Regions from separate parts of the Homo sapiens genome. Here region 2 is linked to region 1. Evidence: chromatin loops called from intact Hi-C (ENCODE). Cell type or tissue: CD14-positive monocyte. All regions are shown on one strand. Links, peaks and the distances in the headings refer to the core of each region. The heading gives the core; the rest is flanking DNA. Region 1 overlaps KDM6B (lysine demethylase 6B). Region 2 holds the start of CD68 (CD68 molecule).

The links. Peaks named below come from ENCODE experiments on the same cell type or tissue, not always from the same donor. Only the 100,000 strongest peaks of a DNase experiment are listed, where the experiment ranks them.
Region 2: it touches region 1 in a loop (7-fold over the local background); 23 of 110 quality-filtered maps call a loop at or near these places.

Annotation. Positions count from the first base shown.
Region 1 is chr17:7,840,601-7,843,498 of GRCh38, forward strand. All of the region lies in intron 2 of KDM6B (lysine demethylase 6B), which reads left to right. The region is part of intron 3 of LOC124904106 (translation initiation factor IF-2); the gene reads right to left. Among named protein-coding and RNA genes, the nearest start is that of KDM6B, 7.8 kb to the left of the region's middle. RefSeq lists a silencer at 1,093-1,252 and an enhancer at 1,783-2,092. In CD14-positive monocyte, for the core only: a CTCF peak has its summit at 1,248; DNase peaks (open chromatin) are centred at 1,191, 2,141 and 2,511; H3K4me3 peaks cover 2,500 bases; H3K27ac peaks cover 2,500 bases.
Region 2 is chr17:7,578,194-7,581,027 of GRCh38, forward strand. It overlaps EIF4A1 (eukaryotic translation initiation factor 4A1), which reads left to right. Exons shown (of 11, transcript NM_001416.4): 10 at 1-51; 11 at 149-813. The coding sequence ends at 293. It overlaps CD68 (CD68 molecule), which reads left to right and starts at 1,445. Exons shown (of 6, transcript NM_001251.3): 1 at 1,445-1,533; 2 at 1,617-2,134; 3 at 2,273-2,392; 4 at 2,518-2,590; 5 at 2,703-2,834. The coding sequence starts at 1,485. SENP3-EIF4A1 (SENP3-EIF4A1 readthrough (NMD candidate)) reads left to right here. Exons shown (of 22, transcript NR_037926.1): 21 at 1-51; 22 at 149-813. RefSeq lists a silencer at 446-634 and enhancers at 2,110-2,169, 2,270-2,339. In CD14-positive monocyte, for the core only: no CTCF peak of the experiment used is centred there; DNase peaks (open chromatin) are centred at 1,268 and 2,238; H3K4me3 peaks cover 2,500 bases; H3K27ac peaks cover 2,500 bases.

The DNA.
Region 1 (2,898 bases), core at 246-2,745:
CTGCCTGAGGCCCTGCTTTATTTCCCATTCCTTTGTAGGAGAAAAGGGAAGATAATCCCTAAGCCAGGGGCTTAAGTTCTCTCTGTGTTGTTCTTCCTCATTACATATGGGGTTTCTCGAGTGGGACTGTTTTCTTCTATGTGTCTCTCACTATTTTGCTTGATGTTTTGCACATTGGGGTGCATGGTGGATTTGTGTTGAATAATGTTAACTGAATGAGCTTCATTATGAAGAACCTATGACTTCTGAGATTTGCTGCACAGCCTCCTACTTTATCCTCTAGAGGACGTGAGACATTGGGGATGGTAACATGGGTAGAGCTGAAAGGAAGGTTGACCCAGGAGATGGCCTGTGAGGATAAAACCAAGGGAGGGAGAGTAGGACAGAGGCAGTACATAAGAGTGGTAAGAATGTGGCTCTGGAAAGAAGCCTAGCTCTTTCATTCTTCACTTGCAGAATGACTTTGGCCAAGTCACCTAGCCTCTCTGGGCCTCAATTTCCTCATCTGTAAAATGGGGGTAATCAGAGTACCTCCTATGTCAGGTTTTGGGGAGGAGTAAAAGAAATGCTTGTAAAATACTTAATACAGTGCCTGGCATGTAACAAATATTCACAAAATGCTAGCAGTTATCACCACAGTGGGAGCCACAGGGAGCTCTGAGGATAAGCAGGGATGTCGAGGGATGGGACAGAACTTGATTGAAGGCAGACAGACCTCCAAATTCTTGACTCAGACAGAATGATCACTGATCCAGCGAGACGTCAGGATCGAGAGGAGTGTAGCAAGGAGTCAGGAGGGTGGGCCTGCGCCAGTGTCGCCCCGACTCTGTTCAGTAACATGAAGGCAAACACAGAAGGGCATGTGCGGAGACACACGTGATCACGCTAGTGATGCAGAGGCAGACCCAGACAAAAGACCGAGACAGGAGCTAGGCAGACACACAGACAGAGACAGCCCCGCGGAGTCATGTAGACAGGGATAATGACAGGAACGCGTCAGACACAGGCACAGAGGGAGACAAGATGAGCAGATATGCAGGTGCACGCGGAGACAGACACCGGGACCCACGCACAGCCGACCGTGTCAGACAGACTGGTGAACACAGCGCCCAGTCAGAGGCAGACACAAGGCCTGCAGTGACACATAGCGGGCCGGGGCCGGCACCGTCACTCCTCGGTGGGGGGCGGGGAGGGGCCGGCAGCCGGGGGAAGGCTGGGGAAGGGAATCCCGGGCGGGCGGCCTGCCCGGGTGGCTGAGTCACAGCGGAGCCTCAGCCGGCGGCCCTCCCCTCCGCCTCCCCCTCCCCCAGGTAAGAAGCGAGCGTGTAACCCCTCGCTTCCACCAGGCGTGATGAGGACGGGCAGGGAGCGGGTTGCGACGAGGGTCCTGGACCGCCCCACCTCGGCGCGCGCGCAGCATGCCCGCTGATTGCCGGCTAGGTAAAACCCTATCTGCGGGCTCTTGTCTCTGGCCGTCACGTGAGTTTGCGTGCGCACTTCAGGCCTCTTACCACGCGTCCCGCGCGGCTGCGGCGCTGCGCGGAGGGGCTCCTCGGCTCAAGCCCAGAGAGAGTTAAGTGGGTGTGATTGATGGAGTGTTCTCTCTTGGGGCTCCAGCGGGGGCGGGGGGTAGGGGGTCGGTTAAAGTCCCGAGTCCAGGGCCCGGATGGAGGGGGCGGAGCTGGGCTTCGCCGGGAGTGCCCGGATGGAGAGGGTGTGGCCTCGGCGGGAGCGGAATTAACCCTTTCAGAGCCGCTGGCTCCCGAGGTTGTGGGTCGGGTCGGGAGAGGCTGGAATGTCTGCCTCAGAAGTATATCGATCTCCCAGCCTGGCTCTGGCCGCGTGCGTCTACCTCTCGCCTGTCTTCGAGGAGTCTGTGGGTGTCAGTCTTTGTGCCTGTCCGTGGTTCCCTTCCCTTGGTTAGTATAGACACCGGGAGTCAGGGAGGGCTATTCTTGCCCCAGAGCGAGAGTGGAGGTGAGAGTGGAGCGCGAGCTGGCGGCGACTGGGGAACAGGTGCAAGCGCCGCGTCGGGGCTGCCCGGCACGGGGAGGGGCCATCGTGGGGGAAGACGAGAGGGGAAATTCCGCGGGACCGGTGGTGAGCCGGTGTGTGGGCTGAGGAGTTGTGTCTGCCTCTGACTGTGTGTCTGTGTGTGTTCAGGGAGGCGGGGGCTGAGTCAGTGGGAAGAGGGGAAGGTTTTCTGGGTGACTCACGCTCCCCCACCCCAAGCCTGAATCAGACCCCGAGGGAGGGCTTTGTACGGGGGGCGGGGGGGCGAGTGAGGAGTCCAGCGCCTGGGTCCCGGGTGCGGACAAGGATCCGAGGTGGCTGGCGAGAATGAGTGTGTGTTTAGTGTACAGGAAGTTTTGTCTTCAAGTGAGGGCTTTGTATTCTTGGGTGCTGGCGTGGGGCTTTGTGGATAAAGGTGGAAGAGCAGGGAGCTGGAGGGACGGCACTCACTGACTTAGGGAAAGCTGAGTCAGTTCCCCGTGGGAAAGGGGAAGTGGCAGAGGGGAAGTGTCATCATCGCCGAAGGGGAAGCTGCCTTTCCTGGTAACTGGCGGCGCTCTCGGGACCACTTCCCAAGCAGGCATCTGCCCCTCTGTTGTCTGGTTCCCCGGCTCCCCCTCCACGTCTGGTTCTTGGGTCTCCTCCCCGCCCCTGCCTCGGTACTCGGGTGGGGGCAGTCACGGAGGGCCATACTTGACCACAGTTCAGCGCCGTACCTGGCTTGGTTACTGATGGAAAGGATGCTGCCTCTAGTGAGGAGAGAGTTCTGACAGTAATACCACGTGAACCGCGGAGAGGGTCCGCGGGGCCCAAGCGACCACAAGGGCTTGGCGGAGAGTGGCACGCAGGGACCTGTAGGGTCCAAGCGCTTCCATGCAAACAAAC
Region 2 (2,834 bases), core at 1-2,500, 260 kb before region 1:
TTTAGTCATCAACTATGACCTTCCCACCAACAGGGAAAACTATATCCACAGGTAAGCGTAGATCTGGAACACTCCCCTACCCCTTCACACCTGGCCCTCCCTGGGCTTAAAGCTCCTGATATTCCTCATCCCCTTCCTTGTTTTCCAGAATCGGTCGAGGTGGACGGTTTGGCCGTAAAGGTGTGGCTATTAACATGGTGACAGAAGAAGACAAGAGGACTCTTCGAGACATTGAGACCTTCTACAACACCTCCATTGAGGAAATGCCCCTCAATGTTGCTGACCTCATCTGAGGGGCTGTCCTGCCACCCAGCCCCAGCCAGGGCTCAATCTCTGGGGGCTGAGGAGCAGCAGGAGGGGGGAGGGAAGGGAGCCAAGGGATGGACATCTTGTCATTTTTTTTCTTTGAATAAATGTCACTTTTTGAGGCAAAAGAAGGAACCGTGAACATTTTAGACACCCTTTTCTTTGGGGTAGGCTCTTGCCCCAGGCGCCGGCTCTTCTCCCAAAAAAAAAAAAAAAACACTAATCCATTTCCCTAACCTAGTAACCTCCAGATCCCAGAGGCTCTCCTCACCTCAGCTGAGCTCCTTTGAAAGTGATTCAAGGGACTATGTCACTCAGCCTCATTTGCTGGACCAAATCTGGAGGGAGAACCCCTAAAACCCCTAAGTGAGGTTGCCCAGGGGGTTGTCCCCAGGTGGGGGGAAGCAGGGGAGAGAAAATGGTAGCCATTTTTACATTGTTTTGTATAGTATTTATTGATTCAGGAAACAAACACAAAATTCTGAATAAAATGACTTGGAAACTGCCTGTTTGGGCTTCTCATTTCTTACCTCCCCTTCCCTCTCCCACCTGCTACTGGGTGCATCTCTGCTCCCCCCTTCCCCAGCAGATGGTTACCTTTGGGCTGTTGCTTTCTTGTCACCATCTGAGTTCTCAGACGCTGGAAAGCCATGTTCTCGGCTCTGTGAATGACAATGCTGACTGGAGTGCTGCCCCTCTGTAAAGGGCTGGGTGTGGATGGTCACAAGCCCCTCACATGCCTCAGCCAAGAGGAAGTAGTACAGGGGTCAGCCCAGAGGTCCAGGGGAAAGGAGTGGAAACCGATTTCCCCACCAAGGGAGGGGCCTGTACCTCAGCTGTTCCCATAGCTACTTGCCACAACTGCCAAGCAAGTTTCGCTGAGTTTGACACATGGATCCCTGTGGATCAACTGCCCTAGGACTCCGTTTGCACCCATGTGACACTGTTGACTTTGCCCTGATGAAGCAGGGCCAACAGTCCCCTAACTTAATTACAAAAACTAATGACTAAGAGAGAGGTGGCTAGAGCTGAGGCCCCTGAGTCAGGCTGTGGGTGGGATCATCTCCAGTACAGGAAGTGAGACTTTCATTTCCTCCTTTCCAAGAGAGGGCTGAGGGAGCAGGGTTGAGCAACTGGTGCAGACAGCCTAGCTGGACTTTGGGTGAGGCGGTTCAGCCATGAGGCTGGCTGTGCTTTTCTCGGGGGCCCTGCTGGGGCTACTGGCAGGTAAGGAGGAAGGAGGCTGAGGGGAGGGGGCCCCTGGGAGGGAGCCTGCCCTGGGTTGCTAACCATCTCCTCTCTGCCAAAAGCCCAGGGGACAGGGAATGACTGTCCTCACAAAAAATCAGCTACTTTGCTGCCATCCTTCACGGTGACACCCACGGTTACAGAGAGCACTGGAACAACCAGCCACAGGACTACCAAGAGCCACAAAACCACCACTCACAGGACAACCACCACAGGCACCACCAGCCACGGACCCACGACTGCCACTCACAACCCCACCACCACCAGCCATGGAAACGTCACAGTTCATCCAACAAGCAATAGCACTGCCACCAGCCAGGGACCCTCAACTGCCACTCACAGTCCTGCCACCACTAGTCATGGAAATGCCACGGTTCATCCAACAAGCAACAGCACTGCCACCAGCCCAGGATTCACCAGTTCTGCCCACCCAGAACCACCTCCACCCTCTCCGAGTCCTAGCCCAACCTCCAAGGAGACCATTGGAGACTACACGTGGACCAATGGTTCCCAGCCCTGTGTCCACCTCCAAGCCCAGATTCAGATTCGAGTCATGTACACAACCCAGGGTGGAGGAGAGGTAAAGCTAAAACTGGGGGATGAGAGGGGAGGGAGGCAGGACTGGATATAGGCTCAGAGGGAAGAAGGAAGAGGGGACAGGGAACCTTGGCCGGCATCGCATGCAGTCTTGTGACCTTCCAGTCTTTAACTTCCGCAGGCCTGGGGCATCTCTGTACTGAACCCCAACAAAACCAAGGTCCAGGGAAGCTGTGAGGGTGCCCATCCCCACCTGCTTCTCTCATTCCCCTATGGACACCTCAGCTTTGGATTCATGCAGGTATAGCCATGACCTCAGTCTCACCCCTCACTCAGCCTCCCGGCGCCCCTCCCCTCCCAATCCCACACGCTACTCCTTCCTCTGTGGAGAGGGATACCACCTGCGCCTTCCTCTTCGCCCCACAGGACCTCCAGCAGAAGGTTGTCTACCTGAGCTACATGGCGGTGGAGTACAATGTGTCCTTCCCCCACGCAGCACGTAAGTAACCTCCTTCCCTTTCTCATTGCTACCACTAGACGCCAGGGTTCCTGAAAGGACTAAGCTGGGGCCAGGGAGGTGGATAGGATCTGACCCTTCCTCACTCCTCCAGAGTGGACATTCTCGGCTCAGAATGCATCCCTTCGAGATCTCCAAGCACCCCTGGGGCAGAGCTTCAGTTGCAGCAACTCGAGCATCATTCTTTCACCAGCTGTCCACCTCGACCTGCTCTCCCTGAGGCTCC